7 separate regions of the Mus musculus genome follow, and regions 1, 2, 3, 4, 6 and 7 are each linked to region 5. The links are chromatin loops, found by intact Hi-C in ENCODE. Cell type or tissue: heart. All regions are shown on one strand. Links, peaks and the distances in the headings refer to the core of each region. The heading gives the core; the rest is flanking DNA. Region 1 overlaps Rai1 (retinoic acid induced 1). Region 2 holds the start of Mir6921 (microRNA 6921). Region 3 overlaps Tom1l2 (target of myb1-like 2 (chicken)). Region 4 holds the start of Tom1l2 (target of myb1-like 2 (chicken)). Region 5 holds the start of Rai1 (retinoic acid induced 1). Region 6 overlaps Rai1 (retinoic acid induced 1). Region 7 overlaps Atpaf2 (ATP synthase mitochondrial F1 complex assembly factor 2).

Region 1 (4,399 bases), core at 291-4,290, 72 kb after region 5:
AGTTCAAGAAGTAACACCTCTGGTGGCTCCAGGTCTCTTCAAACAATACCAGTTTCTGGTGGGGAACAAGGTTCAATAGTAAAATGGGAAGAACTTTCCAGATCTGAGGGAGGCATAGCCCAATGTGTACCATTCCCCTAGTACCTTGTTTCTGCTGAGGTACCAGTCCTCTTCTTGCTCCTAACCTACCTTGGCTCCCAGGCCCCTCCCATCTAGAGCCCCCTGGGATATCAACCTCTGTCTGTTTCTTCCAGGTGCTCTGGCCTGCTAGGCCTCTTTACTTACCTGCGTGCTACTGCTGGCCTCCTGAGGCCTCTCTCCTGAGGACGAACCCAACCAAAAGCCCAGCCCCTCAAAAGCTGGGATTTTTTTGTTTTGTTTTGTCTAGCTGACTTAAGCCTCAAGAGATTGGTCTCAGCCTTCCTAGTGTGGGGACCCTTTAATACCCTTCATGTTGTGGCGTTTCCCTGCCATAAAACTATTTTCGTTGCTACTTTACAACTGTAATTTTGTTACTGTTGTGAATCGTAATATAAATATTTGTGGTTTCCAATGGTCTTAGGTGACCCGTGACAGGGTCTTGACCCGCATGTTGAGAACTAACTCCATGGTTTTTGTGTCTGGGATGGCTACCCATTTCTCTGCTGACTGCTGCGGCTAACCACCTTCTCCTTAAAGAACGTTTCTCCTAAGACTCCCCCGAATTGGGTTAGGAAAACTCTAGGATATTTGAGGGTCTCAGTCAGATCCCGGAGTTGGTCCTGACTTGGCTGCCCATCTGATGCTCACCTCTTCTAAAGAGGGCAGAATGAAGTTTAAGGTGGGTGGCCTTTCCGGGAGAAGAGCAACCACAACGGACGCGAACTTCCTGCGACCTCATACTGAGGAAGGAAAGGGTCTGAAGAAGGCGAGTCAAAGTGGGTTTCTCCCTAGGGGGAGCCTAGGCAGACCAACAAGAGGGAGTAAACCGATCTGGCAAGCTTCCTGTGTGCTCCTGGCACGTCCCCAGACCCTGGCTCAGGAAGGGGCTTGCTTTGAAGTTTCCGGCAAGACCTGCCCATTGCTGTTCAAACGGCTTATTTGTCTAGTGGCTTAAGGAAGGGGACTGGCGGTGGGGGTGGCAGCGCCTGGCTTGGCGCCGTTGCACCCTGAGGGTCCGTGCATTTGGGAACTCCAGCTTCTGTGAACTAGAGGATGTTGAGATCAGGCCGAGAACCCCAGGGGGACTCGGTACTCCGGCCGGCTGTTTCAGGCTAGCGGGGAGCTGGAGCCGCCTCGCACCGCCACTCCGCGCAGGGTGGGAGGGAGCGAGGGAGGCGAGGGGACGAGCGCCGGCTCCCCGCCCCCATCCCACCCGGTTCCGATATTTAGCTGAAAGGCACGCGGCTCCTAATCGGCCCTTTCCAGGCTGAGATGTAGCGGCGCTCTGCCCGCGCAAGGGCGGGGGCCGGGCCCGGGGAGGCGCAGAGTCCGGAGCCTGCGAGCGAGGTGAGGAGCCCGCGTCCTCGGCTGCTGGAGCGGGCGGGCGGGCGCGCATCGCCGAGGCAGATATAGAAAGGGGGGCAGGTTAAAAATAACCCTCTTCGGCTGGGAAGCTCGCGCGCACTCTCTCGCCTCGTTCGGTGCCAGAGGACTCCAGGGGAGGTGGCGTTGGGGAGGGCAGCGCGGGATTCCCCTCCTCCGCCGCCGGGCGGGGTGCTGCCTGCACGCCGCGGCTGCACGTGTGCGGGGCCGCGCGCCCAAGCCCCTCGGTCCGGCCCGCGGCGATCTCCCCAGCCTCACGCTTCTGGCTGCCGCCCCTCCCGCACCCAGAGCGGCTGTAGGAAGCGCTCCTTTATTCATTATTTACGAGCGTTAATAGGTTTGGGGCGCGCGGACTGGGGGCGGAGGCGAGGACGCCGCGGGGACCCCAGCGTTCGGGGAAGGGTGCGGACCTGCGGGAAGGTCTACGGGGCGGGGGTGGGGAGAGCTCACACGCAATTTCGCCGGCGCGCACTTAGCCGAACGGGGCGAAGGGACTATAGGCCCCCACTTTCCTCCCTGCACGGCCCTTGCAGCCGCGTCCCTGACGCAGCTCTGGCCTCATTTATCATCATCTTTGGTCAAGTGGAGTGTGCAAGGAACAGCTGCTTCACTCGGCTGACTTCCGAGGGCGGCTACAGCGGGAATCAGGAAAATGAATGATGGAGGCTGGGGGGCCGCCCCCAGGTCCGGGTGCAGGCGGGAGGGAGGCGGGGAGCATCTTGGCTGCCTTTGCCTCGTGGCAAGCGCAGCGCCCCCTTCCTCTCTGGGCGCCCACAGTCCCTGCGGATCTGTGGCTTAGGACGGGCGGGTGTGCCGGAGGTCGCCGTGACCTTGCTGGGGTCAGTGGGTTGGGCTGCGGAGGAGGCGTCGCGGCGTCTTTGGTGGCCCTCTCCGGATTGGCGGAAGGCCGGGAGACAAGGAGGGGGAGGGGAATACCAATGGAAGGTGAAATTTTACCTGCCCCTGAGGGAGTCCTGCGGATTTTCTCCCGGCGACAGCCGCGCTCTGCCTTTGTCTTACACGGCCGAAACATCTGTAGCAGCGGCGGAGAGGCCGCAGACCCCACCCTCCGCGCCGCGCCCTAGGCAGAGTACCCTGCTGCAGCCCACACCTCAATGTGGGGTCCTCGCCCGCGCCCTTCCCCGCCTGGTGTCGATGGGGCGGGGGCTGGTTGCGGAAAGGGTTAATGGCCTAGTCGCAGACCCTAATTGTCAGAGCTAGGCCCCGCTCCGTTCCAATTACCCTAAGTAGAGACTGAATGCGCAATTAACGGAGTCAGCTTGCCAACTGGAAAGCTGTCCCCGCTTTCACGTTGAGCGGAATACTCCACCAGCTGACTTGGACGAAGCAATTTCCTCTGCTCTCCCCTTTCTCTCTCCTCCAGCCCCTTCTCTTTTTCTCTCTCCTTAATAATAAAATTATACCAAGCAGTTTGCGGTGTGGCAGGCGGCCAGAAAAGCGTTTCTTTAAACGCCGCCGTCTCACAATTAGGCAGCAAGAGGATTTGACACGCCGAGGCGGCCTGACAGGCGGCTTCCTCCCCTGGGGGCGGGTGCAGGAGGGGCTTCAGTGCCCTGCTCCCCCATATGGAACCCGCACTGAGAAGGGGCCAGGGCTGCACCTCCTGGGCTGTCAGCTTGCTGCAGTGAGAAGCCCTTGGGGCAGGCAGCAGGGGAGGTTCTACCCAGACTCCTGGAAGCAGCAAGATCTTTCCCTGCTGGGCTATACAGTAGGAAAGCCATGTTCTCTGTTTCTGTGTGACAGAGAGGCATTTGGGGCACGTAACTGCTGAGCCTGGTGGACAACTTACTGACTCTCTCTCTGGATTTTCATTGATTTCTTCGGGTTTGGGATTGGAGTGTTGAGGGAGAATGTGCCCAGTTCCTGGGGCTGGTTGCTTTTCCATGCCAAGCTGTCTTCCGAGGAGGTTGCAGACAGGACTGTCTGTGATGAGCCAGAGACCCTCTGCTGCTACCACTGCGAGAGCAGACCTAGAGTCCCCATGAGCACACAGGAAGAGCTGCTTTGAAAGCACCTGGGTACCCAGACCACTGGCTCTAGCAGCCAAACTCAGAACTGGACCACGGTAGGTAGGTAGGCAGTAGCCACTGTAGGAGGGAGTTTGTTCTGGAAGCTTCCAGAGGGCAGCCACTTGCTTCCTTCATCATTTTCCCTCTTCCTGCCCCTGGGTGGCCTTCAGCGACGCCTTGGCAGTTCACTGCGACTTAAGCTACACACATCCCCTGGAGCCTCAGCTCTGCGCTCTGCTTGCTCTCCACCTGGACGCTTGGCTGAGCCAAGCTGGGCTCAAGAGTCAGTGGACACCAACAGGAAAGGCTGCAGGAAAGAGTGCAGGTCCTAGTTAGATAGTTTTTGTTCTGCCCACCAACTCCCTCACCCACTCATGAAACTGCTCTGTGGCCTTCACCCTCTGAGGCTGTGATAAAGAATAAATACTGTGATAAGCACAAAGCCAGTAGTGTCCCTCTGTCCCACTTGGTCACCATCAGAGCAATTTTTATAGGGGCAACTCTGGGGCCAGAGTAGGGCTTTGGAGCTTAAGAGCAAACACTGAAGTCCCTACCTTCAGGCTCTTATCCTTAGGAGGCAGCTCATTGTACCATTAATTATGTAATTACTGCTGTCATGAACCCCACATGGGAGCTTGGCAGGGGTCCCAGGAGGGGGGAGGGGTGGGGCCTTACCTATCTCTTGTGGAATGTTACAGGGCACCTCCTACACCACCTCTACAAGCTGAGCTCATGCCACACTCCTACCTCTAGCTCTTGAGCTCTTTCCTGCACCCAGGCCTCTCACCTTTTACTTCAGGGTTTGCCTGGGCCATGATGCTACCTACCTACCAAGGCCTGCTGCT
Region 2 (4,399 bases), core at 215-4,214, 95 kb after region 5:
CCTAAAGTTACTTTGCCAGTCTAGGGTGATTGCACAGTTCTTGTGGAAGGACAGGGGTGGCAGCGGCTGGTGATAACAGTAACGGGCTGTCCCTCCCACAGAGGCTGCCGTTGTAATCCCCGTGTGGCCGAAACTCCGAGGAAGAAGAGCTGCGCCCACAGCCGGTCCTTGATCCCATCCAGGGTCTAGGTTCCGGCTGCCTTGGGCGCTGGCGTGAGGCCTAGGTTGCGAAGAAAACCGGGGCCAGGCTTGGCGAAGGCAGGCCAGGGAGTGGCCAGACCCAGGGCACAATGTCTCAGGCGGGGGGCAAGTCCCCTGCAAGTTCTGAAAAAGACGTGGCATGCAAGCTGTGCCCCTGGGAAGAGGCTAGGCTGCTGGCTCAGTGGACGACGTGGGGCAGACCCAAGCCTTTCTTAGAGGCCCAGCGGCGGGGGACATGGCTCAGCACTTGGCATGGATCTGCCCAAGATCGTGGCAGCCTGGGCTCAGGCCAGTCTATCCTTGATGCGGGCTGGCCTGGGGTGGCGCCCTATGGCTTCTGTTTGTCCCCTTTCCAGTCTTCCACCCCACTGTTGGAGCCCCGTCTGGAAGCCTGAGGAGACTGGGCCTGGCTACCCTCTAGCAGATGTGCAGCTGTCCCAGACAAAACACCAACATGGGATTCAGGGACTGCCACTCAGCTCACTCGGCTCATAGGCGGAGACAGTGCTAGATTCGTGTACAAACCTGTGTACCCCTCTATATATATGTTACATAGAATGTATATATGTTGGGAACATGCTCGCTTCTGTGTGTCGCTGCTGTGCGTCGTGTGCTCCACAGCACAGAGCCCTAACCTGGCCTTGGCTGGGGTCGGGGCCAAAGTGATGCCCCTTCCCCGAGCAACTACCACCATCACCACCACCACGGCCAGCCCCCACCTGTCCGTTTGTGTCCTCAGCTCTGTCCACGCTTTAATAGGCCTGATGCAGCCCCTTCTCCCTGCAACGTTCTGTACATATGACTGTAAAATGGTAAACGTGTGTATTATATCTGGCCTCGTTATATAGTGTATATATATGTATACATATACATATATATAATATATATGAAGACTGTAAATGTTAAGACAACTAGTGTTCTTATTAGTATATTGCTTCACACTGAAGATTGTGTGTATCGAGCTGTTTCTAAAAGATGTTTATTTTCCTTAAGAGTTAAAAAAAAAAAAAACAGTCATTGCATTCAGAAAAAAAAAAGTCAATAAAGATACCACGATTGTTTTGGAAGTGTGCGGCCTGTGGATGCCGACCAGATTCCCTAAGGGGTTGGGAGTAGAGGGAAGGGGCCGGGGGACACAAACAGGGTTCCCAGTCTACTCACTAATGGGCCCTGATCCTTCGCCTATGCTGGTGCACAGAGATGACTAGGGAACTGTGTGTGTTTCTGGATATACGGGGTTATTACCTGGTGGAGGGCTGGAAGGCAAAGGAACAACTGAGACCATCAAGGCCCCTCAAGGGTTATGAGCCATGAGATCAGAGGGCCAAGGTGGCTCAACATAGCATCACCAAGCCAGCAAATACACCTTACAACAGATGGGAAGTCCGGCTTCCCAAAGGACAAGCCAGGAAAGATAGCAATCAGCTGAGGCAGACATCTGCCTACCCAGATAAACAAAACTGAAGTTATAAATAATTTCATTTTTTAATATTCTGTACAAAATTTCTCAACCTATGAAAATAAAGTTTGCAAAAGTCAAAGTAGTACATGGGCCTGCCCTGGAGCCAGGCCCAGCCGGATCTACACTATGTACAGGTCTCCCAGGGTGAGCCTCAGCTAGGGAAAAGCCACTAAGGTGCCTACAGAGCAAGAGGGTGCCATCGGGCCAGTGCAGCCTCTGCAATTTCCAGATCTGCCACTAGAGGTCGGCATGGTCCTGATTGCTTGTCAGGCTCACCCTCTGGAAGACCACAGCCAATGACAAAGGTCCTCAAGGGAAAGCTTTGGGGTCTAGCTGGAAGTGACGGTGGTTCCGCCGCCCAGGCGCAGGAGCATCTGCTGGCAGTCCAGCAGTAGCCGGTGATCGCCAAGCTTCTCTACGGTGCGTGCCGCCTCGGCCAGCATGCTCATTCGCTGCCCAGGAGCCGACAGGAAGGCAGGGGGCAGATAGCAGGATGCCAACAGCAGGGCCTCGGTGTGCTCCCGCCATGTGGGCCGTGGCTCCAGCTCAGCTGTAGTGCCTGCACAGATCACATCAAAGGGAGGGAGGCTTAGGTCTGGCCGAGCCCACACCCCATGTGCAGGACAAAGTAGCTGAGCTCTTCCACGTGGAACTCCCAGTCTGGCTGCTTTCTCCACTTGGGCTGGGCACACAGGGGGGCTCAGCTTCTTTCCTATGACTGCCTCAAAAACTGTCATCCCCGCTGATTTCTGTAAGTCAGCTCTCAGTATGTCTCACTAGACCAAGACGGCCCCTGACCCTCACCAGCCCTGTAAGCACAGCCACCTCCTCACCTCCTTTGCCACTGGAACCTGCCCTCCTCCTCAGACTGCGATCCAGGAGCTGGTGTGTCCGGGCAGGACTTGCTCCTGCCATCAGCCGAGCTGTGGCCTCATGTAGGAATACCTGAGAGGCAAGGAGTAGTCACCCGTTTCAGATTTACTGTCCCCCCACTCCCGGCTTCCTACCTCATGCCCCTCAGTGTGAGAACAGTGGGACTCACCCTCCTCATAGCAGGCCGGAAGCTCTGTGCCAACCGCCGCAGGCTGCTCAGGTCATGTTGGAAACCACGCAGCTCCAGAGCAGAGGCCTGGGGTCCATTGCTGGTACCGTGAGCTACCTGGACTGAAGCTGGTGACTGCTGCCGCTGCCACAGACTGGTACGGGCCACAAGAAGTAGATCACACAGGAGCAGCTGCATGGCCTGGGATAGCAGGCAGGGCAGAGGGAGGAGTTTCCCTATGGACATCAAGCTTTCCCTAGCTGAGGGCCACCCTGTCTCAAGGCAGCGTCAGTAAGGGCAGGAAGTCCACAGCACTGGGGCCTGACTCCAGGTTGCATCACTGAAGCACTGCATCTGCCTCAACACATGCACCGCCTCCTGCTACAAGCCCGCAGTCTTCCCAACAATGGCTCCCAACAGGAACCCTGCCAGTCTGCTCCCCACACCCTCCTTCCTGGTGGTGGCGAAACAGTAAAGCCCCCTCTCCCCAAGACTTAAGCCGTCGTTAAAACTGAGGTAAATCCATTTAGCATTATTCTGTACTAACACCAAGAACCTGGAAATGGACAGCTGTGACCCTGGCCTAGACAGGAACCCACCCTACCCCTCACCTTGTCAATGGAACTGCCAGTTGGTGTAGAGGCTAAGCTGTCCCGCAGGTACCCACTGGCCTTCTCACAGATGGCCAGGCTGGCTGGGCTAGATTCCACCTTTCTGTGGTCCAGCAGAGCCCGGGCAGCCTTGAAGGAGTACAGAGCTGCCCTGGGCAGGGGTCTCCTGTTGGGGCCATGGCAGACATAGGAAGTTAGACCAAACTACAGCCCTCCCTGAGATCTCCCGCCACGGTTCTAGACTCCTGGGAGGACAGCACTGTCCTCCTGTACAGATATTTAAGCAAAGTACTGCGGGGCTGACTGGGCGGGAGGGACCTGGCTGGGGACTCACTCAGTGTCCTGCAGCACCTGGGGGATATGCTCTACCAGTGGGTACAAGCGCTCAGCTGCCTCTTCATCCCGCCTCAGCCAGTGGATCACCACAGCTGTCAGTGAGGCCCACCACTTGGCCACTGGGTCTGGGCCTACAGAAGAGGGAAAGGTGCTTGACTTTCAGCCACACTGTATCTGGGTCTGGCAGGAGTCAGGACGGGGGTCTGGAGCTCACCAGTGGTGGCAGCCATGCTGGAGCTGACAGAGAAACTGCAAGCAGGAGCCCCGGCAGCATCAGAACAGCTATTTAGCAACTGCAGATATCCAAGGGCATCTGAGAACTCCCTGAGGCAGGAGAGAGCTGTCAGGACACATAGCAGCAGTCTCGGGTTCTGGGTGAAAATGGCTCTCACCAACCGTCCAACCAAGCATAGTCTGACCCTAGGATTCTACAAAAATACCACCTGTCTGGCTGATAGGGGAAAGCAAGACCCAGAGAGGCTCTGAGAACAGAGTCTGGCTACTCAAGAGGTTGGACAAGGCTTTCCCAGATGCCCTTGTTGTAGGTCTTGCCTGGGAGTGACACAGACAAACTCACCTGTCTCCGTCAGCTGCCCCTGGGCTGGGCTGAGCAATACAGTTCAACGCTCGCTCTAGGAGATGTTCACGGAATAGCCGGGTCACCTGGGCCAGCGGATCCACTGTGAGAAGGGTGAGCAGAACAGAGGTTAGGCACCCTCCTCTCTACAGTCCCCTCCCACACCAATG
Region 3 (4,399 bases), core at 120-4,119, 190 kb after region 5:
CATGTATACACACACGCACACACACACGAACACACAATTGTTTTATTCTTTACTGGCAGAAACACTCATGTTCAACATAAACCACATTTCAAAAACTCTATTTGTAAGAAAGAGCCCCCAAGAATATTGAAACCGCTACTGTGGGGAGGGAAAATATTTAACACTGTATGACTCATTGGGTAAAAGTGCTCGCTGATCCCTAGGCCCCACATGCTAAGAAAGAACAGAGTCCTACAAGTTATCCTCTGCCCCTTCCCATGAATGAATAAATATAATAAAAATAAATTTTAAAAAATATATAACAGAAAAAAATCCAATTTACTAGCTACAACAATTCAAAAAATTTTTCAGTATTTTCTTGAGATATAAGAGTTCTCTGCTGAGGTGTTTTCAAATGACCAATCAAGCACTACATGTACATGTGTAGAAACCCCCACTACTGGAAAAATTCCATTCTTTCCTAAGAAATGTAGCCGGGCAGTGGTGGCACATGCCTTAAATCCCAGCACTCGGGGGCAGAGGCAGGCAGATTTCTGAGTTCGAGGCCAGCTTGGTCTACAGAGTGAGTTCTGGGACAGCCAGGGCTACACAGAGAAACCCTGTCTCGAAAAACAAAACAAAACAAAGAAATGTGAAGGCTGGGCTGCAGCTCTTCACAATTCACCTTTCTCTCTAATTGTCAACTTCCACAGCAATCTACTGTCTCTGCCATCCTCGGGCTCTCTGACAGAGATGACAGGAAGGGCCCCATCTCCCATGGATACTATGGACCACTCTGAAGGACAGTCTTTTGTGTTTTGTTGGCTGCCATGGCAGGGTTTCTGAACCTTCAACATCTTAACCTAGCATTTACCGCTCTCTTTCCCTTTGGATGCCTTCTGTTTTCTTCTCTTTCCTAACTAGCCTAGCTACCATCTCCACTTCTTTGTTGAATAGAAGTCGTAGGAATGAGCACCCTTTGCCTGCACAGACCCATCAAAGCACAACCATGACGGTGATGAGCGCACACGTCCAAAGGTTCAGCTCAGCTCTATCCCGCAGAACAGCAGTCTCTACTGGGGGTGAAAGCAGCAACTGCATGAGGACCCCGGCTCACCTCTGACCTGGGGCCTTGCTCCAGCCCAGCCACTACAGAGCCACCACCTCACTGGACGTCTTCTGACCACAGTACCTCAAGGGTCAGGCATGGAGCTTCCTAGGCAATTCTGGGTTCTCAGAAATTCTACCTTTTTTAGTGGCTCAAGAGCCAAAAGTACATTTTTGCCCTTAGCTAGACTTGCTGTTGAGTGTCTTTAAGTGGCTGACCTTGCTGGACATGGTGGCACATACCTGTAATCCTTGCACTGGGAACCTGTGGCAAGAGGATCACAAGTTCAAAATCAGCTTGTGCTACATAGAGGGCCTGTTTCACATTCCCACCCCACCCCCTCTCCTGCATGAAAAAGAAGCTGGCTTTGGACTGCCAGGGCCCTTCATTTGTGCATGGCAGTGGCAGCCTGGAATGGCAGTGAACTCAGACTTCTGCTGTCTTGATCCTTCTGGTAACGGGTACCCCAGGGTACCAGACCTTTCCCACATTTGTAAAATATAGTAACAACAGATTTCCTTTACACAGTTGCCTGAAGGGAAACTAAATACTATAGAGAAAACACCTGCTGGAGCCTCCCCTCCCGAATAACTCCTCCTCCACAGCCATACTAGGAGCTGACACTTGTTACTATTGTTGTCTGAAGGGTTCTCCCTGCCAGCACCATTCCCTCCAGACCTCCATGAGCACTCATGTGTCACCACTGCCATCTACAGGAAAACAGTTCACCAGATTCAAGCATCCAGGAGCTCCAAATGTCCTTTAGCCCTTTCATATTTCTAGGTTTCTGAGCCAGAAGTTTCATGATGGAAGGTATAAAGAGCTCCCTTAGTGGGAAGAAGCCTCAAAGCTTGGCTTGTTTCATCTTTAGGGTGAAGGAGCAGCAACTGCACGTTTTTTTTTTTTTTTAATGAATCTAAATATTTAAAGCCCTTAGGGGATTTAGAACCAGCTAGGAGAAAGAGGTATATTTCATCCTGGCTCTTGGAAGAGGGCAGGAGGCAGGAGAGGAGTACAGTGTTGTTGCTAGCCCCCCAGTAGTCCCTTGCCCTCGAAGCTACTCATCTGAATCTTCAGGAATACACAAAACCCCTTTAAATAGAAAAATAGAACAGAGGATGCAATTTGCTGCTTAACAAGTACACAACCTTCAATCTAGCCCACAGGGATGGAACCTGGGACCTGACCATGCTGAGCAACTGTCTGACCACTGGGCACATCCTCAGCTGCCATCAGCTTCCCACATACATCAGGTTCTTCGCCCTCCCTTTCCTTTCCAGTCAGGTTTGCAGTTTCTTTTTTTTTTTTTTTTTTTTTTTTTTAAGAAATTATTTATTTAATATACATGAGTACACTGTAGCTGACTTAAGACACACCAGAAGAGGGCATCAAATCTCATTACAGATGGTTGTGAGCCACCATGTGGTTGCTGGGAATTGAACTCAGGACCTCTGGAAGTGGAGTCAGTGTCCTTAACCGCTGAGCCATCTCTCCAGCCCCCGGTTTGCAGTTTCTAACAAGTGAAGAAAGGCTAAGAAGTCCCCAGTCCCTTGATGCAGGGCAGGAGGTAGGAGCTCCTGGTAACCACATGACTCCCATCCTCTGGCTGGACCTGGTCTTGTAACCTAACCTATTCCCAAACAAAGAACACCAAGGACAAAGGAGCAGACTGCCTGGAGCAAAAAGGAGAGTGCCTGTAGCAGCCTTCCTGACTGTAGAGGAGGGCTCCAAGACCAGGGTAAGAGGGGCAGAAGGGCGTGAGACTGACCTTGTCCTTTCTTCCTTCTTTATTAATACCCTTTTTGTTTTGAAGCAATTTTAGATTTACTGAGAAGCACCAATAGTCCCGAATTCTCATCTCAGTTTCCTCCCACATTGGCATGTTATATAACCAGTGTGCATCTGTCAAAACTTAAACACGGAACACAGTGTAGTACTATTAGCTAAACTCCAGACACTACTCACATTCCTTCAGCCTTTGCTCTGTATTTTTGTGCTGAATCCAACCAAGAATACAATACTCCAGTTAGTTTTCACCCCTTTAACACTGTTCTGTGTTCTTTAAAATCTGACAAACCCACAAACTCACCAACTTGCTTTCCTGCCTGGAGAGTTCCACCCCGCAGGCTGCTGTGTATGAGCCAGGATTCCACAGGGCCTCATTAGGGCATCACATCCACCCCTACCCAAACAAAGAAGCCCTTCAGGCCAGCCCAACAACAGAGAAAATAGGAGCTTGTTAGCCACACAGGCCCAAGGCTGCTGACCCAAGTTCTTTTTTAACTGGAATTCCCTTAAGGGGAATCCACAGATTTAAAATGCATGTGGGGTGTGTTCTCCAGGTGCAGAGTCACTAGTCTGATGTATTCCTTTCTTTGTACTCAATGGAATACGCTATGTGTGGAGTAAATGAGTACAGAAAGGAGCTAGGGAGGGCTGGGATGCAAACATATGGTGGCCATCACCACAGCTACCAGCTACCACCAGGAGAAGGGGCCCCTGAAGAAGCCAGCAGGCTGGGAGGAGGTTGATCGCTTATCCTAGCCAAACAGGCTGCTCTCTCCTGTTGACTGAGAAAATAAAAGTCTCCTGGGACTCAGTGTTCAGGTAGAGCTCTGGCTGAAGCCTAGCAGATACCTTGGTGTTGGGGGTGGGGGACATCCCACTGTGGGTCATGTGTTAGACTGTGATGGGAATAGCAAGTCAAGACAGAACCTTTGCCTCAGGGAGTTTAGCCAGATCACAGACTTACAAGCAGAGAGCTAGGACACCAGGAACAAATGTTAGCCAAGAGGTGCGCTCTTAACCTGACAGTCCAAAGAATGAAGAATGATTAGCAATGATGACAGAGGGAGAGGGGGTACAAACAAGGTAGAAGAGCAGAACTCGGAGGATGAGGAGGATGGAGGAGTGGGGGTGGGGGCAGGGAGAACAGAGCTGTTAGAGAGTGGAGGCTAACTTGTAAGAGTTCTCTCGCTTTCTGCAGTCTGGGGCTTTTAAAATAGGGGTCCCTGTTGACAAATCACTCTGGGAACAGCTTGGGGGGCTGTGGGCAGGAAGTGCTGTTACTGGAGTTAGGAGCTGGGTCTCAGTAGCTCTACCAAGCCAGGCTCTTCTAGGGACCCTCAAGAGGCCAATTGCAGAGATAAATACTAGGGAAAAGCAAAGAAAGGAGATGTATTCAATGTGGCCACACTGGCAAAAGGAACCACGAGAGGCCCACGCTGCCCCTCAAGTCCATCTACACAGTCCTAACATGAGTTTAGGTTCAAATAGAGAGCAGTAGGTATGCCTAGCTAAGCAGGCCTTACT
Region 4 (4,399 bases), core at 170-4,169, 250 kb after region 5:
TAAGAGCACCAACTGCTCTTCCGAAGGTCCTGAGTTCAAATCCCAGCAATCACATGGTGGCTCACAACCATCTGTAAAGGGATCCGATGCTCTCTTCTGCCATGCAGGTGTACATAAGGATAGAGCCCTCATATACATAAAATAAATAAATAAGTATTTTTTAAAAACCTATCCAGCCCTTTAAGTGTCTTTTATAAGCAATAGTGGATGATCTAAGGCCTGGGAGGGTACTTTCCTTCACAGATCATAAACCAGCCAGATCACATAGCCACTTCTGATAGAAAACCCAGCCCTGACTGTTCTGCTGTAAACAGAGAACGCAATTCACAGAGTCTCTACAATGTTCTAGATAAGAGATCAAGTGCTAGCAGACATGAACCCTTCAAAGTAAGCACTCAGTAAGACACAGGTCTCTCCCCGCCCTTCCCTCCTTTTGCTCAGCAGACAGTCACTCTCAGGCTTGGAATGCCTACACAACCTTCTGAGGTTCCATAATCAAGGTCATTTGATGCAGGTCACATCTAACATGTTTACTTATTTCCATCCATTCAAATGGCCCTACATCCCTTACTTCTCTCTACATTCTGCCCTTCATATGCCTCAGCTTCCCTCCCCTACCCCCCACTCCACCCCTCTAGTTCCCTGGCTTGAGCTCAACATTGGGTGGAGAAGTGAATTTAGACTGCGCTGAAAGGGCACTTGGAGAGAAGAGGAAGACAGAAAGGAGAGTGGGTGGGAGACACAGTCGGGGCTGCAGAGAGGACTCGGTGCTGAACAGCACTTGCTGCCCAATCGTGAGAACTGGGGTTTGGATCCCAGCACCCATATCAGCTGGATCACAAATGCCTGTAACTCTGCACCATGGAATCTGATGCCCTCTTCTTCCTCCACGGGCACCCTATTCACACTCACACCGACGCATGCACACACATACATAAATAAAATAAAATCTTTTCAATATAAGAGGGGAGGCTGGAGAGATAACTCAGTGGTAGAGAGCACTGGTGCTCTCCCAAAGGATCCAGGTCTGACTCTCAGCACCCACATGGCAGCTCACAGCTGTCTGTAATTCCAGTTCCAGGTTCTGACACCCTCTTCTGGCCTCTGTGAGCACAAGGAATCAAGTGGTGTATAGACATACATGAAGGCAAAACAAACACATAAAATTGAAATATTTATATATATACATGCACATATATGTGTTTATATGTAAACACATAAAATTGCAGTATTTACATACACACACATATACATACAGAGAAAAAGAGATACTTGAGTGAACATCAGAGAAAGAAGCGTCATAGAAGTGGGAAAAGACTTTCAGGTCCCAGAATCCATGATCACTTATAAAAGACACTTTATCAAAAAAGAACAGAATGGCAGGGTGTGGTGGCACACACCTTTAATCCCAGCACGTGAGAGGCAGAGGCAAGCGAATTTCTGAGTTTGAGGCCAGCCTGGTCTACAAAGTGAGTTCCAGGACAGCCAGGGCTACACCGAGAAACCCTGTCTCAAAAAACAAAAACAAAAAGCCAAAAGCCAAAAACCAAAACCAAACAAACAAAAAACCCAAAAGGAACAGAATGCTCCCAAATGTCAATCAACAACAGAAAAAGCCTCCGTAAGTTTGTAAGCTTAACAACAGAAAAGTAGGCTATAAATTCATATACAAAGTAGAAACAAGCAAGTCTCTACTGCTTGAACTATAAGACCCATAAGGATAGTACAGAGCCCAGTTCATAAAAGATGATTTCAACCAGCCGGCAGACCCAACTTTAATTTTCAAAAATGTTACATATGTGGGCGTTTTGTTTGCCTGTCTGTGCACCATTTACATGGTATGTTTAGGTATGTATATAAAAGACACCAGAAGAGGGCAATCAATCCCCTGGATGTGAAGTTACAGCCAGTTGTGAGCCACTATGCAGTGCCAGGGCCTGAATCTGGATTAACAGCCAATGTCTTTAACCGGTGAGCCAGTTCTCCAGCCCCAAGTTTGTTTGTTTTTAAAGCTAGTCAGCACTTTTGACTGATCTGTTGGCATAAGCTCCCACCTTGGATGAAAGGCCAAATTGCTTTATTATTCATTACTTGCAGTGCTGGATCCTAGATCAAATCCAGGATTTTGTGTGTGCTAAGTTAATGCTCTACCACTGGACTATTCCCTGGTCTGCCAGTGTTTTCTTCTGTAAGGAAACTTCACAGCGGCCAGTGCCATTCCTTATGCAGCATGCGGCCCGCCTCTAACTCCTTACACTACTGACAGCTGCTCTGATTACTCTACTACCACTTTATGTAGTGGGAGAGCAAGAGGCAATGTAAGGAGACGCTTAATATCAACAAGGAAGATTCAGAACTTTAGAACTTGAAGAGTCCCACCACATCTTATCTCCAAATACCCCGTGTGGCAGACAAGAGAACGTCAAAATATAAAGCGCACAAGGTCAGGAGGAGCGTCCCTGGCAAAGTCACTACTGGAGTCCAAGTTTCCGGGATCCAATGGACTGCTTATCAACAAAGCAGCCCTGCCTCCCTTCTTTCCTAGGAGGCCTAGGAGATTCTGCCGCCACGCCATCCCCCTGCCAAGCCAGTCACTTTCCCCGAGGGCCTCCCCCATCCCAGTCCCTCCTACAGCCTGACTGAGTTGCAGCTCAAATTAGAAGTCGTGCAGCATGGGGCATTTTCTGGGAAAGTGCCCAGCCTCAGAGCCATTGGTACCAATGAGCAGGGACAAGGACGGAAGAAAGAGTTCCATTCCACAAAGGCTCCGGGAGACAGAGGCCCTGGGAGCAAAGGCAGCGAGATACCTGGGGAAGAGTACTCGCAGTGACATCTCCCAATACGCAAGGGTAAGCAGACTAGCATGGACACTACTTCTGGGGAGAGACTTGAAAGGCTGGGCCCTGATGGGCAGGGATGCCGGGGACCTCTCTAAGTCCAATCGGCACCTCGGGGGAGCCTCCTTGTAGGGTGAGGTGGCACCAGCGTCAGGCAGAGGCCTCGTGACAAGGATGCCCAGTCCACCTTTGAGATGACACCACTTATTGGCAGAGGCCCAACCCGCACGTGAGGTGATTTCAGTGCCGGGAGGAGGCCCGCGGATCTCACCAGCCCGGTCAGCCGCTGTGGCTCACTCGACGCCTGCCCCACGCGCGGCCTTACCAAGACACTGCCCTACAGGGGTGCTGAACGGATTCCCCAGCAGGAACTCCATCTCGGCGGGCCTCGTTCCAGCCCGGACTCCTGTGTGCCACGGGTCTCCGCTGCCCGCGCCGCGTTCTGCCCTGACTGACACTTGCCCCCGCCCCACCCTCCGGAACGCTGAGCGCCCGGCCTGACCTCGCCCTCTGGGTGCATCTCTATTGGGCAGCGTCTAACCAGCCCACTTCCGATTGGACGACACTCCACTCTCAGTGAAGTCCCACCCACCCCGCGGCGTCCGATTGGGCACGAAGCAAGCTAAGTCACTAGGGTCTCCGTCAGCCTAGCGGCACAACCCCCGGACCCGCCTCCAAACGAGTGGCCGTTCTTCTTGATTCATTAGCACGTTGGTCAGTCTAGAGAATCTTTACTATTATTGGATAAAAGGTGTGTCAATCGTTTACATAGGCGGGCAGAAAGAAAGCGTAACTAGAAGTTGAAGCTCGTTGACTGTGCTGATTGGAGAAACGTTTGTTTTCTTCAAGTCTGGTTGGTGTTAGAAATATGGCCACGTGACGAATCAACTTTCACCCAGGATATTTATCGCTTGACTTCCCCTTAGCAACCAAGTGGCGGTGTTTGGTTCCCCAGCAACCAAACGAAGCGTCTACTGCAAGGGGAGACAGTCCTTAGGAAGGTAAGAATCAAGAGTTTAGCTCCAGAAGATTAGAGGTTGCATGATTGAGGTCTGTCTTGTAACTCTTCTTGGAGGACTCCGACCTGACCCGTCTCATCTGTAAAATGAGCACACATGTCATTTTTACACTTGTACTGAGACTTAATCGGGCTTTTGAAAAAGAAAAGAGCGTATAAAATCTTAAACTAGCAAAAGCAAGTAGGAAAAGGGTCCATCAGCCAGTTTCCTGGCCTGATTCGTTTCACTGAAAGAGAGGTACCCGATACACTGATAACTCATTCTAGAGTTTGGCTGTTATATCCATCCTCTTGATCTGCAATAAGGTATTTCATTTGGTGCCGTATGAAGTGTTTGCGATGAGAATAAAGATATCAAGGTTCCATCTCAGTCTCTGTCAGTAATTCACTCTATGACTTTGGTCACAGACCCCCCCCCCGGCCCCCCACATACACACATACCTCAAGCCTCAATTTCCCTATCTGGGAAGTAGGGACACTAAGATGTCCCTTTTAAATAGCTCCCAGAACTGGCATGGAGTTAAATAAGTGGAGTGCACTGAGA
Region 5 (4,399 bases), core at 286-4,285:
AACACCAATGCATATGAAATAAAAGTAAAATACTTGCAAGAGAGCAACTCTGGGTGTGCCCGTGCGTCTTGGCACTTTACATAGATAATTTCAAGGCTATCCTACCCATACCATAAACATACAGGAACTGAGATAGAGTCTCACTGGCCCAGGCTCGTATTGAATTCCTGGGCTCTGGCAGTGGTCCAGCCTCTAGTTCTCCAGTAACTGGATGCCAGACCCACTACTGCTGCTGTGAGTCTCTTTCCTCTTCTGTGCAGTGGCTTGCGGTGAGGTAGCAGTAAGAGAAGCAGTGAGAGAAACCAGCTCTCAAAGGTCTCCAACTTCCAATCCCTGAAGCCTAGGGATATCTTCATATACAGCAAAGGGGGCGTGGCCGTCCTAGATGTGTTTAAACAAAAGGGCTTGTTGAGATGAAGAGTTTGTTCTAGATTATCAAGGGACTGGAGTACAGTCCTGTATTCTCAGGAGAGGAGGGAAGACCAAGGGAGGAAGTAGGAGCCAGACAGCTGAAGCAGCTTTGTTGCTGTTGGTTTTTTGTTTGTTTGTTTTTTGTTTGCCTTTTCCAGCTTCTTGCAGTTACCAAGGTGCCCAGCAACCAGGAAAGGAGGTGGGGGGGGAGAGAGAAAGTGAGAGTGAGAGAGAGAGAGAGAGAGAGAGAAGAAGAAGAAGAAGAAGAAGAAGAAGAAGAAGAAGAAGGAAGAGGAGGAGGAGGAAGAGGAGGAGGGGGAGGAGGAAGAAGAGGAAGAGGAGAAGAGGAAGAGGAGGAGGAAGAGGAAGAGGAGGAGGAGGAGAGAGAGTGTGTGTGATATGCCTAGTGTGTCTGGAAAGACCATTCACTGTGCTTGGCTTATGGGAATAAAGATGCCATGCTCAGAAACCAGGTCTGGAGTCACAGTTGAAAGCAGGCCTGAAACAACACAGTGCCCACTTGCCCTCCTCTCCGCTTATAATTTGTGTTTCCCGCCAGGCAGTAAGGAGGACCTAGGGTGGGTCTCGGCTTTGTCAGTATAAGTGAAGGACCTTCATAGATGTGGTGGGCTAGGAGAGAAGCAGTCAGGATGTATAGGATGAGGCAGAAGGGGTGAAGTGTCTGTTACAAGAAGACAAAGGTGCTGAACTTAGCACAACGCTCACACTCCTGATGAAGAAACAGGACTGAAAGGGTGACTGACTCACTTGTGTCAAGTCACCTGGGGACTTGGGTGCTTTGACCTGATGAATGGCTCAGACTTCGACGAAGCAGGTAACTCATGCCACCCTGAGGAGGGGAGCAGAAGCCTTGGGGTAGCCACGGCTCATGGGGCTGTCTATAAGTTAATCGGTTCATTTACAAATCCATTCAAAATTCTTTTACTTAAAATCTGTTGGTGGCTTACTTCCCACAGCACTAAGGAGGCTGCCTTTAGGCTCTTTGTAGTCCTACAGGCCCTGACCTTGGATTAAAATTCAGCATGCTTTTTTTTTTTTTTTTTGGTTTTCCGAGACAGGGTTTCTCAGTGTAGCCCTGGCTGTCCTGGAACTCACTCTGTAGACCAGGCTGGCCTGGAACTCAGACATCCGCCTGCCTCTGCCTCCCAAGTGCTGGGATTAAAGGCGTGTGCCACCACTGCCTGGCTAACATGCCCACTTCTTATCCCATTGGGTATGTATGGCCTCCTTACACTTGTGCTTATTCATCAAGAGCACTCCTGCCTCGGGGCACCCACACTTGTCTTTTCCTCTCAAAGAATGCTCTTCCATGCGCTGCTGGTGCAGGCTCCTTCCTGCTCTTCAGCGATTTGTTCAGACAGGCCTTCTCTCACTCGCAGCTAAATCCATCACTGCACCTGCTGATTTTCTTCCTAGCACTTATTTCGCTCTAAAATTATCTTCGTTATGGACCTGATCATTGTTGGCTGTCTGAGTCTCCCCTACACAATGCCAGCTCCTTGACAGGCAGGAACCGCACTGCTTCGGTACCCAACAAGGTGCCACATGTGCCGTGACTACATTTTTTACATCTAACTTGAGGAAATTTGAAACGGATTCTCCAACCAAAGAAACAGTCACAGGTGAGGGCCACATGGTGGTGGAATGAGCGGGGGACGGGGAGAGGCCTGGCCCAAGTCTAAGTCCAAAATCCTCAGCGAGTGATGAGCAGACCATGTCCTGTGGCTGTCCCCAGGCCTTTCTCGCCGGGCTGCACCTTCAGGCCCTCTGCCAAGCCCCTGCCCCCAGACAGACATGGGGCGTGCAGTGGGGCGCGCGGGCGCCAGGGGGCGCTGTCGGGGCGCGAACGGCCCACCTGGCACCCGAGGCCACGAGCGAGAGCTGCCTGGCCGCCCGGGAACTTTTTTCCTCGCGCTCTCGCTCTCCTGCTCCCCCCGCACGTCGCCCGCCCGCCCGCCGCTCTTCCTGTGTGGAGGGGATCGCATTTCTCTCGGGCTCCCGCGGGCATCAGGCAGGCCCGGCAGGGTGCGCGGTCAGGGCCCGCTACGCGCGCCGCCGGCTCCCGGCGCCCCGGTGCCACCCCCGCTCGCGCCTGGGCTCGGACAGGCCGCTTGCAGAGCCAGGCGGTGGTGGCGGTGGTGGCGGCGGTGGCCAGGGTAGCTGGCTGCCTTGTCGAGGTCCGAGGAAGGGGCCCCGCGGCCCACCCTCTTTCCCGCCCGGGCGGCCGTCGTGCCGGACACCCATGGGCGCGCGGGCCTCCGGGCCGCGAAGTCGCAGCGCCGGACGCCGGGCCCCGGAGTGACCGCGGGCTCCGAGGTGAGCGGGGAGCCCGGCGCGGGGACAAGGACCTGGGCGGGGGCGGCGCGAGGCGTGGGGACCCAGCGGGCAGGGGTCCGGGCGGGGGCCGAGCGCGCGTGGGGCGCGGACGCGGGGTCGCGCGGCCTGGCTTTGTGTGGCGCCGGCGTGAGGCCGCTGGTGGCCGTGTAGGAGCTGCATGAGGGGATTCTGGAGAGTCGGTGGCCCGCCGGGCGCCGGTGCTGGGACCTGAGGCCCAGTGTCACCGAGTGTGGGGCGGGGACGTGGGGCGGTGCAGCGAGGGCCCGAGGGAGCTTTGTGAGTGCGTTCTGGGTGGGGACGGGGAGCCGGAGGCTCGGGGTGTAGCCTGCTCCCGGGTGTCCGGACTGCGAGGGCCGCTCGTGGTGACACAGGACGCGGCGGTCGCCGCGTGTCCCCGCCTGGGCCTGTGCGCAGGCCCCGCACTGACCAGGAAACGGTCCCCGCGACCCAGGAGTCCCTTCGTGGCCAGGCCCTGGGCGCACGGGCCTTTTGGGGTGACGCCACCGGCTGGAGCCCGGGACACGCGAGCTTGGTGCCCTTCCGAAAGCGGCGCGGCGGCCAGGCCCGTGGGCCCTTTCGAGGCCGAGTCCCACGCCTTTTGGAGGCAAGAAGACCTGTGGGGGGGGGATACTGGGCCGAGCGCGGCAGGGGCGAGGGCTTGGCAGGGCTGGGAGGTGACATTTGGAGCTCTGGTCACAACTGGAGGCCTTCAAGGAGGAGCAGAGGGGAAGCGAAACACAAGGCAGGCTCCAGGTCGCGGCGGCCCCAGTTTCCCGGGGCGCCCGTTTTTCCCAGCGACCAGCTAGCTAGCTCCTCTTGGGGCTCCCGGTCGCTCATTCACACAGCAGGGCGGGAGTGCAGCCAGGAGCTGTGCCTGCGTCCCGGGAACCCAGGACCTGAGGACTCTGAATGGATTAAACCCGAGCGTCTTACGCTCCGAAGGACTGGGGACGTGAGGCTGCGTGCCTGCACGGCGAGCCCAGGCCGGCGCGTCCCAGCCCCACCGCACGCACTCCCGCAGCGCTTGTGTCGCGGTTCGAGCGGGGCCCCGCGCCCCCTCCCACCCCCTTTTCCAACGGCAGTGCTGTGTTGAGAATTCAAGGGCATTACATCTGGTTGCAATCTAGTTTCATGCGGCTGCTGGGCTGTTAAGACCTCGAGCTGACGTCAGAGCAGGGGAATTACTTCTTTTTATTTTATCTTTTTTTAGTTGTCTGCTGCCCTGGGAGGGGAGGCGGGTGGAGAGTGGGGCCAGGCAAGCTGTGATGTGGAGGCGCCAGCGCGATGGGAGCCCAGATCTGGGAGCTCTGCTTCCTATCCTATCCGCCTTCTCCTCCCCCATTCTCCACACTTCTCTCAGCTCCAGCCAGGCCTGGGTTGGGGGCAGTGGAGTGGAGGCCCTTCCTGGCTGACTACACAGCTGTTTCCAGAGGTTTCTCTGGGACGTGGCCCTTGGGATCTGGAAGCTGGAGAGTAATCTAGTTTCCCACCCCTCCTCCCAACACCCCAGAGGGTATGTGGGGCCCAAGAACAAGGCATAGATACAGCCATTCTAGTCACAAGGCAGCCTCTCCCTAGAAGCCCGGCCAGGCTCTCAGCGAGAATTCCTCGGAGAGGAGAGGAGCGAGTA
Region 6 (4,399 bases), core at 230-4,229, 77 kb after region 5:
GGGGCCTGCTTTCTTCGTAGTTGGCCTTTATGTTTCTCCTTATTTAGACAGTGAGCGGTCAATAAAATGGCCCACAGTAGCCACAAGAGATCGATGAAGAAGAGTAGCAGCTGAGGTGGCTACAGAGAAGACAGCCCTGATGGTGGGCACAGAGCTAGCTGGACTATGGGCCCCTGCCACTGAGGGCATCAGCTGTGACCTACTGCATCCTAGTAAGAGATGCTGAGGGCTGTGTCCAAGAAAGAACTGGTGGGCCAGGGTCAATGCCATGGTGTTGCATCTCACTCCAGTGCCCTAGCATGGTAGGGATGGTAAGTCTGGAGTTCTCACACATTGTCTAGCGAACTCAGATTCAGCCTCTTAGGCCCCCAGCCTTAGAAGATTCTGGGTCCATTTTTTTCCCCCCGGTGTTGCCCAGGCTGGCTTGTTGGCAGTGTTTGGTAATTGAATTTAAAGCCTCATGAATGCTAGGCAAATACTCTACCACTGAGCTCTATGCCTAACCTGCCAGACTGGTCCTGAACTTGAGATCTGATCCCCTTGCTTCAGATTCCAAATGCTGGGATCATAGGTTTATGCCACTATATCCTGCTAATTTTCTATTTCAGTGATGGAGATTCTGTCTGCATGCTAGGCAAGTCTTCTAAAAAGCCTGAACTACAACCTGTCTCGTGTCTGCTACTTCTTATCTCTCCGCCTGCCTCTGTCTACTCAGGACCCCAGATCCTGCGGGAGGTGGGGGGAGGTAGTGTAAAAAAGATGTTACCAACATGGGGTGGTCTTGAGAAGCCGTGCTTTGGGGTAGTTTTGGGGTAGAGCTGCCTCACCACGACCACCACCACCACCACCACCACCAAGCAGATCCTTCAGCCTCTTCCTGATGCTAGCTCCTAGCCCAAGAAGTTTAGCGTAGTCTCAAAGGCCAGTGGGGTCTGACTGCTCTTGTGGGTTCCATGAAGATTCATCCCTGCTTCCCAGACAGGCCCAGCCCTAAAAACTAACAGAGACCTCTGATGCCTTCTGCCGATTGATTTTTTTTTTTTTTTGTCTCATTCCTTTTAGATAGTCTCACTGCCCCCAAGCTAGCTAGCCTGCAAGATCATGCAATACCTGTTTTCTCCTCTTCTTCCCCATCCACCTCCCTTTGTTGCTAGGGTTACAGGCTCACCCTGCTTTGTCCAGCTTTTTTTTGCATGGATGCTGGGGTTCTATACTCAGGTTCTCAAGCTTGTACAGCAAGCCCTCCTACTGAGCCTCTCCCAGCCTCCAAGTCTTAATATTTATTCTTCATCCATAACAGATGGGGAGAGCCTTGGGGTCTCACCTACCCACTGCTCCATGAATATCTGTCTTTTTCCAGGCTTCCTGGGCCCCATAAATACCCCCTTTCTGGTTCTCAGGCCTTGAATGGGTTAAACTTTGAATTTTCCTAAGCTCCCAATCAAGTTATAAACCACTCTGGCCAGGTGGGAGGACTGGTGACTGGGGACTCCTAGTGAAGAGGGAATGGGCGTCTTCCCACCTCTCCCTCCACCTGTCTCCCTTTTCCCTCGGAGTAACATTCCTACAAGGCCCACAGTATGCCCATCTCACTTGTAGGGCTCACTCTTGGGCTTGATGAGCCTGTGGGACTAACGACCCTTCACTAGAGACTGGTCAACTACTATAGGTAGGATTGCCTGCTGAGAACTAGGGTACAGCTCAGTGGTAGACCTTGCTTAACAAGTTACAGGCCCTGGGTTTGTCCCTAGTAGCACAGAAATATAGAGCCAGGCTTGCAGGCAGGGTCTGGCCTGCTGTAGAGGGGCACATAGGCATATATTTGTCTGTCCTGAGCTCAGCTCTGCATTCTTGCTGTCATACCAAGACACTCTCTCAGGGTGGGACTTTCTGGTGTGAGGTACAGAAGAGGGGTTTGATCTTCAATGTTCAGCTAACAAACATCCTCTACCCCTATTAATGTCACCTTTAGTAGTAGAAAGGACAAGATAAAACATAAAGTCCAGTTTTATCAGTGGCTAGCACGCGCGCGCGCGCGCACACACACACACACACAAAGTCTTTGGGAGAAGGCTGTGCCTGAGGCTCAGCCTCACTATTCCTTCAGTGCACTGTTTGATGGCTGTGTTGATGGCTTGCCGTCCTTGGCTGCTGGAATGTCAAAGGAGGTTCATCCAGATTGCAAGCACCACCAGATTCCACGAAGCTCTGCCCTTGTTGAGCCTGGTACGCTCTTCATCCAGTGTCTAGAGTAACCAGTGGTTACAGGGGTGGAGTATTCATGTCCCTAGGGCAATGAGGGCTGCTCTGGATTCCCATCAGCTGTGTGCCAGATTCTGCCAAGCTGGTTGAGGGGAAGCCTTGGCAAGTTCCCAGGAGAAGGGGGAGGAGCAGAAGCTGGGGCAAGGTTCAGGTTCCCTTCTCAAACCTTACTGCTGTTAATCCGGCCATCACAGCTTCTTCCCTCCCTGTTGAAGGTCACCATCACCTATGGGGTATTCATTCTTCCATCTGCTCTCCTGATGCCGCCCATGCCAGTCCTTCACTATCTGCGTCTCATCCCTTCCATATCCTTTCCTGGTGCTCTTGAAAAATAATCATAATCACAATAATTAATAACAACAGAGCCCGCTGCAAGTCTTAAAGAGGCAGCACCTATTTTCTGCTGGCAGAGCCAGCAGTACCTCTGTAGCTAGCAGCTAGGATGCCACCATGCCTGAGCCTTTGTTTCTGTCCCTCCCTCTGCCAGGGTTGGAGGGTGGTACTGGGGCACATGTTTCTGCCTGTGTCCTCCAACAGGCCCTGGGCCTCTGAGATTTTAATTGAACTGTCTTTTCTTAGAGATAGATGCTTTCCACATCCAGCTGCCTGTGTGCATCGGGAAGCTGGCCTGTAATCCTGTGTGGGGAAATTAAAAGGCATAGCAGCTGGACTGATTAGATGGGGCAGGGACAGAGCAGGCAGGGAGGGGACACTGTTCATGGCTCCCCTCTTTAGATGATGTCTCTGGTAATGCATTGCATTTTGGGGAATGTGTTGCAGGGATACACACACACACACACACACACACACAACTCCAGCCGTAGAAATGTTAATGATATCCACAGGACACTCAGCAGGAAATGAGAGTGATCTGGGACTAATAAAAACCGAAATGTAATTTGTGCAGATATATGAGGGAGGCAGATGTAGCCTTCAGAGCAGTCCGGGTTTGTGCGTTCTTGGCTTATAAACACACACCCAGGGAGGGCAGGGAGCTGGCATTTTGTGTCCTGGTCTTAGAAATGGCCCAGCAGCCATCCTGAGCAGGTGTTGCATTCCCCCCCCCCAACCCCCGCATCCAGAGTGTGCTCTGCTCTGGGAAGATGGGGCAGGAGGCACCAGGCTGCCCTGCCTCCAGCCCTTCTGGAATGGCAGGCACCACTTCGTGTTTCATCCAAAGGGCAGGTAGGCACTGTCCTAGTGAGGGGCTAGAGACATGTGCTGAGTTGGGGGTGGGATAGGCAGAAAGCTTTAACAATCTGGAGAAGAGGAAAGTTGTATTCGGGGCAGCTGGGTCAGTCCTACTGCTCTGAGCTCTGGAGGCTCTGGCTGCCTGGGAGTGCCCTGTTCAACTGGATGGAGCTCTTTTACCCCCCTTCCTTGGGTCAGTTCCCAGACAAAGGAAGGAAAGCACCTTTGTGGGATCCAGACTAAAGGGAGGCTGGATCTCCCTGCCAATAGCTCCCACTCCTGCCTTTCACTCCTGTCCCTGTGAGGCACTTACCTCTCTTCCCCCACATTTAGTTCTTGACAAACCAACCAAACCCCTGACACCTTTGTGGTCTATGGCAGTGTGTTTTGGGACAAGAACTGTTCCTTCCTAGAGGCTTGGGCTGCTCAGACCCAGAGAGCTTGAACATCCTGCCTTCACCCTGCGTGGTGGCTGGGTAAACCCTGAATCTGTGGGATGTGGTGCCAATAGTCAGCCTTCTTTGTGATTTCTCCAAAGCTTGGGGGGCATTCCTGTTTTTCACCACTGAGGATTTTCTGGGGTAACCAAAGCCAATCGGTTGAAGGAAACCAGCCGAGATAGCCAAGCCTGGATTGTGACTCCACAAAAGCCCCTGGTCTACCTGCCCCTGCCTTCCATATGAGTGCTGTCTGTACCATCCCTGACCTGGGAAAGTTCGGAGGAGCTCATTGGGGAGGGACAGAGAACAGGAAGGGTCGTGTGCTGCTCTCCAGTGGCCAGGGGACTGTGTCTTTGTCCCCTATTAGTATGCATCCCCACACTCTGGACTGCATAATCTGTTTATGCACCTATGATACCAAGAACAGGAGGCAGGTGCTACCATCCTTCATTCCCAGGAGTCCGGGGAGGGGATGCTTAGCAGCCCCCAGTCAACATCTGCCAGAA
Region 7 (4,399 bases), core at 193-4,192, 310 kb after region 5:
AAGCTAACAAAAACATCTCCCATCTTCTCTAACTCATGTATTTAATTAACCAGCTTGCTTGTATATTCAAGAGGAACTCCAAATATTTCCTTCAAGGGGGATAATCTGTTTTATATGTCTTTGTTAGAATTACAGGAACTTATAGAAACTTCATATGTGTGCAAGGCAGGGGGAGGGTCCTGGGGAGGGTTTGATAATGAATAAGATAGAAAAATCCTTGTCTTCATGTACTTTAAATTTTTTATAAAGTTATCAGACCTCCAAAAGAGGCATGGAAATAAGAGGACTAGTTGGAAAAAGGGGGTGCAAGGGGGGAGGGAATGAAAGGATAATGGAGAAGAATATTATATTATCATCAAAGATTGGACACTAAAGGCTCATATATTTGCATGCTTGGTGGATCTCATTGGTGCATTGTTGGGAACGATTAGGAAGTGAGGCCTTGGTGAAAGAGGTGTGACCCGGAGATGGGCTTTGAGGTTTCAAAAGCTTATGCCAGGCTCTGTCTCTCTCTCTGCCTGCTGCCTGTGGATCAAGATGTAGCTCTCAGCTACTTCTTCAGCACCATGCCTGCCACCATGTTTTCTACCATGACGATATGGTCTAACCCTTTAAAACTATAAACAAGCTTCCATTAAATACCTTCTCTTATAAGAGCTGCTTTGGTCATGATGTCTCTTTACAGCAATAGAACACTGACTTAGACAATATATATGTACAAAATTATAAAAGAATAATTATAAGAATTATCAGCTCTGGCCACTGAGATAATGATACAATTGACCATATCATCTGAAACTATAACACCATTCTACTATTGCACACATTCTACAACAAAATAGGTAAGTTTCTGCCACCGTTAAATTTCCCTACTTTATCTGCTACCTGGTGGGCTGGCCACAGCCTCCTTTCCTATCTGTGATTGAAGTTGTATACTACATCCACTGTGCATTCTGGTGCCTCTACTGGGTAACATGCAAAAGTCTGGCCAGGCAGAAGTCAGTGAGAACAATTCTTGACACAGGCTTGAGAAATGGGTGAAAGAAATGGGACACAGAAAGGACAGAAACTGACTGTGAAGGACCGACTCTCCCAAAGCTGCCAGGACAGCTAAGTTTCCTATAACCCTCATCTTCTAGCATGCTCTGCTAGCCAGGGCTACCTCTATATCTGAATAAGAATTTAAAAGTATGGATAGTAAGGTGATTAGAGAGGAAATAAAGACACACAGAAAACAAGACAGTAGAAAGGCAAAAGAACCCAAGAGATAATGGCTTCATATTCAAAGGCTTTAGACAGGGCTTTTCAGTCTGAAGTTTTGACACAGGGCAAACACCAGTCTTCCTACTGGTCCTTACATTCAAGGACCAGCCTTGGGGATGAGATGTGCTCTCCAGAGGTTCTGTCTAGTGAGAGCAAAATGAATAAGTGACTTCAATGACAGCAAGAACATGTGGATGGTGGGAATCCAGACTGAGGAATCCTTATCCCATCTTGAGTTGCAAAAGGACCTCTGAGCAAGCAGTTAAGAGTTCATATGTGGGGGCTGGAGAGATGGCTCAGTGGTTAAGAGCACTGACTGCTCTTCCAGAGGTTCTGAGTTCAAATCCCAGCAACCACATGGTGGCTCACAACCATCTGTAATGAGATCTGACGGCCTCTCTGGTGTGTCTGAAGACAGCTACAGTGTACTTAGACATAATAAATAAATAAATCTTTAAAAAAAAAAAAAAAAGAAAAGAATTTTCAGGATTAGAATGGCTTACATGAGGCTCAGTTGATGAAGTACTTGCTTCACAAGTATGATGATCTAGTTGAATGCCCTGTACCTATATAAAAAGCCAGAGAATAGTCATGTAGCTTTCAATACCAGTGTTGAAGAAGTGGGAACAAACAAGAGGATCCCTGCAGCTTGCTGGCCATTTAGCCTAGCCAATTCAGCAGCCCTGTCTCAAAACACACGGAGAGGGTCAGCAAGATGGCTCAGCAGGTAAATGTGCTTATCATGCAAGCCCAATGACCTAAATTCAATCCCCAGATCCCACACAAGTTTGAAAGGAGAGATGACCACATAAAGATGGTCTCTGTCCTCCACATGCATGTGTGGCACATATATCCAGACACATATACAAACAATGAAAAACAAAGAGGCAGCCATAAGAAAACAAAAACAAAAAACAAAACAAAGACAGGAGAGAACAACTTTGAAAAGCTAGTCATAAGAAGAATGAGAAATTAATAACCTCTAGTTTTCTTCCCTGAGACGTTGCTTAAGTCCATATACAGAAACAAGTGGTTTTCAGTGTCACTTCCTTCTTAAATCCCTCTTGTCTAATGTATGGTTATTCTACCACTCACAGTTTAGGAGCTGCCCCCTACCCCCCACTTTTAAGAACCTAAAGGCACAGGACTACAATTCCCAGACTACAATAAAAATCTGTGTCAACCATACAATCATGATACCGTTATCTTTTAAAACAGCGCCATCTGGTGGGTCTTGGACCTTAAAGCTAAATTCAAAATAGTTAACCTTTTATAATCCTATGACATCTCTAAGTGGTGGTTTTCAGACATCAAAATTCGTTTAACATAAACATATAAAGAAAGCCTCCAACTCAGGCCAGGTATGGTGGTGTGTGCCCTTAACCACAGCACTGAGGAAGCAGAGGTAGGCAGTTTGAGACCAACTTGGTCTACATGGAGATCAAAGCCATCCAGGGATACACAGAAAGACCATCTCAATAATTAATGTAATTAATAATCCACACTGAAATACTACATCACACCCTTTGAGGTGACTATAATAAAAAAGTCAGACAATAACAAGTTTTAGTGAGGGTATAAAGAAATTTGAGACTTCATGCACTAGTACTAGAAATTTAAAACATTGCATCCACCTTAAAAAACAAAAAACAACCTTAAGGGCTAGGAGGTGGGGACACAGGTATTTAATCTCAACAACTGAGAGCAGAGGCAGATGGATCTCTGTAGTGTGAGGTCAGCCTGCTCTACAATGCTAGTTCCAGGACAGCTATGGCTATACAGAAAAACTATCTTGACACCCCTCGCCACCAAAAAACCCCCAAAAAACAAAAACTAATCTTACTATTCCTTAATGAGCTAATTTCCATTTGATCCAGCAATTTTAAGCTTAGAAAATATAGCCAGGAAAGATAAAACCAAACCCATGCAAAAACTTGTACACAAAAAGTGCTGTATCAGCATCATTCATCATCATTCATTACTCAACCAAAGAGTAAGAAACAACTCACGTGTCCATAAATGTGTATTTCTACACCAAGCTATTCAGCAATAAAAAGACTGGACTATGGATATATGTATGATACAACACAGACAGACCTTGAGAACATAAATACTCAATTACTAAGTAGAAAAGGCTAGTCCTAAGCTCCACACAATGCAATGTCTAAAACTGAAATCTTTAAGGAAGTAATGGTTGCCTACGGCTGGGGAGATGGCCAGGCAGGTGGATGGTACTAAAGGGTACTCGCTGCCTTTTTTTTTTTAATGTGTTTAGGAATTTTGCCTGCATGTATGTCTATCCACGATGTGCACGCCTTGTGCCCAAGGCCAGAAGGCATTTGATCCCCCGGGACTGAAGTTATGGATGGCTGTGAGCTGCATGTAGGTGCTGGGAACCAAACCCAGGTCCTCGGGAAGAGCAACCAGTGCTCTTAAGCCTGAGCCAGCACTCTATCCCCTACGGACTACTTTTTACCATGATAAAAATGTTCTTAAACTGACGGTGATGGTCATTCAAATTAGTGAATATATACTAGGGAATGTACTGTATGCTAAGTAAATTATATGTATTAGATTTTTAAAATTTTATCTCACCTGTGAGTGCTCTGTCTGACTGTATGTACATGTGCTATGTATGTGCTTTGTACCCACAGAGGTCAAGGTCAGAAGAGGGTATCTGATCCCATGGAACTGGAGTTACAGATGGCTGTGAGTCACTATATGGGTGCTGGGAACTGAACCCATTCCTCTGTAAAAGCAACAAGTGTTCTTAATCTCTGGGCCATCTCTCTAGCCCCTTAAGTAAATTATATCTTAATAAAGGTATTTAAAATTCTGCCAGGGTCAGAGAGATGGCTCCGTGGGTAAAGGTGCTTACAAGCAAGTCTGATTCCAAGTTTAATCTCCCAAGCCCATGTAAAGGTAGCAAGAGAGCACCAACTGTCAGAGGTTGTCCTCTCATCGCCACATGTACAGTGGCACATGGATGCCCAAATACATGCATACACAAATAAATATATGATAATAAAAAATTCTTGCAGCCAAATACATAAGTGCACTATTTTCCAAATTGCTTTTCATCTGGAGTGGAGGTCCATACCCTAGGCTGTTCTGGCCAATATAATGAAAGCAGACA

What was found. Peaks named below come from ENCODE experiments on the same cell type or tissue, not always from the same donor. Only the 100,000 strongest peaks of a DNase experiment are listed, where the experiment ranks them.
Region 1: a loop joins it to region 5, with 5 times the contacts of the local background. A loop is called at or near these places in 20 of 42 quality-filtered maps.
Region 2: a loop joins it to region 5, with 6 times the contacts of the local background. A loop is called at or near these places in 26 of 42 quality-filtered maps.
Region 3: a loop joins it to region 5, with 7 times the contacts of the local background. A loop is called at or near these places in 17 of 42 quality-filtered maps.
Region 4: a loop joins it to region 5, with 2.6 times the contacts of the local background. A loop is called at or near these places in 3 of 42 quality-filtered maps.
Region 6: it touches region 5 in a loop (3.0-fold over the local background); 31 of 42 quality-filtered maps call a loop at or near these places.
Region 7: a loop joins it to region 5, with 6 times the contacts of the local background. A loop is called at or near these places in 20 of 42 quality-filtered maps.

Annotation. Positions count from the first base shown.
Region 1 is chr11:60,174,474-60,178,872 of GRCm38, forward strand. All of the region lies in intron 2 of Rai1 (retinoic acid induced 1), which reads left to right. Among named protein-coding and RNA genes, the nearest start is that of Mir6921, 24 kb to the right of the region's middle. In heart, for the core only: a CTCF peak has its summit at 2,284; DNase peaks (open chromatin) are centred at 1,078, 1,578, 2,258, 2,988 and 1 weaker place; H3K4me3 peaks cover 3,760 bases; H3K27ac peaks cover 3,755 bases.
Region 2 is chr11:60,197,930-60,202,328 of GRCm38, forward strand. It overlaps Rai1 (retinoic acid induced 1), which reads left to right. Exons shown (of 6, transcript NM_009021.2): 6 at 102-1,266. The coding sequence ends at 116. It overlaps Srebf1 (sterol regulatory element binding transcription factor 1), which reads right to left. Exons shown (of 19, transcript NM_011480.4): 13 at 4,230-4,332; 14 at 3,867-3,976; 15 at 3,651-3,783; 16 at 3,317-3,482; 17 at 2,706-2,906; 18 at 2,497-2,608; 19 at 1,155-2,222. The coding sequence ends at 1,993. Mir6921 (microRNA 6921) reads right to left here and starts at 2,688; the gene lies at 2,609-2,688. It overlaps Mir6922 (microRNA 6922), which reads right to left and starts at 4,398; the gene lies at 4,333-4,398. In heart, for the core only: no CTCF peak of the experiment used is centred there; DNase peaks (open chromatin) are centred at 383 and 1,902; H3K27ac peaks cover 1,333 bases.
Region 3 is chr11:60,291,176-60,295,574 of GRCm38, forward strand. The region is part of intron 1 of Tom1l2 (target of myb1-like 2 (chicken)); the gene reads right to left. Among named protein-coding and RNA genes, the nearest start is that of Gm38501, 35 kb to the left of the region's middle. In heart, for the core only: a CTCF peak has its summit at 1,803 (motif pointing left); a DNase peak (open chromatin) is centred at 1,756; H3K27ac peaks cover 2,251 bases.
Region 4 is chr11:60,349,595-60,353,993 of GRCm38, forward strand. It overlaps Tom1l2 (target of myb1-like 2 (chicken)), which reads right to left and starts at 3,311. Exons shown (of 15, transcript NM_153080.3): 1 at 3,163-3,311. The coding sequence starts at 3,214. It overlaps Drc3 (dynein regulatory complex subunit 3), which reads left to right and starts at 3,786. Exons shown (of 14, transcript NM_029044.2): 1 at 3,786-3,838. In heart, for the core only: CTCF peaks have their summits at 1,859 (motif pointing right), 2,429 and 3,521; DNase peaks (open chromatin) are centred at 2,647 and 3,447; H3K4me3 peaks cover 2,208 bases; H3K27ac peaks cover 1,527 bases.
Region 5 is chr11:60,102,647-60,107,045 of GRCm38, forward strand. It overlaps Rai1 (retinoic acid induced 1), which reads left to right and starts at 2,367. Exons shown (of 6, transcript NM_009021.2): 1 at 2,367-2,748. In heart, for the core only: no CTCF peak of the experiment used is centred there; DNase peaks (open chromatin) are centred at 2,265, 3,065 and 4,145; H3K4me3 peaks cover 2,322 bases; H3K27ac peaks cover 2,493 bases.
Region 6 is chr11:60,180,138-60,184,536 of GRCm38, forward strand. All of the region lies in intron 2 of Rai1 (retinoic acid induced 1), which reads left to right. Among named protein-coding and RNA genes, the nearest start is that of Mir6921, 18 kb to the right of the region's middle. In heart, for the core only: no CTCF peak of the experiment used is centred there; a DNase peak (open chromatin) is centred at 2,354; H3K27ac peaks cover 2,626 bases.
Region 7 is chr11:60,409,901-60,414,299 of GRCm38, forward strand. The region is part of intron 1 of Atpaf2 (ATP synthase mitochondrial F1 complex assembly factor 2); the gene reads right to left. Among named protein-coding and RNA genes, the nearest start is that of Atpaf2, 4.9 kb to the right of the region's middle. In heart, for the core only: a CTCF peak has its summit at 2,499 (motif pointing left); no DNase peak of the experiment used is centred there.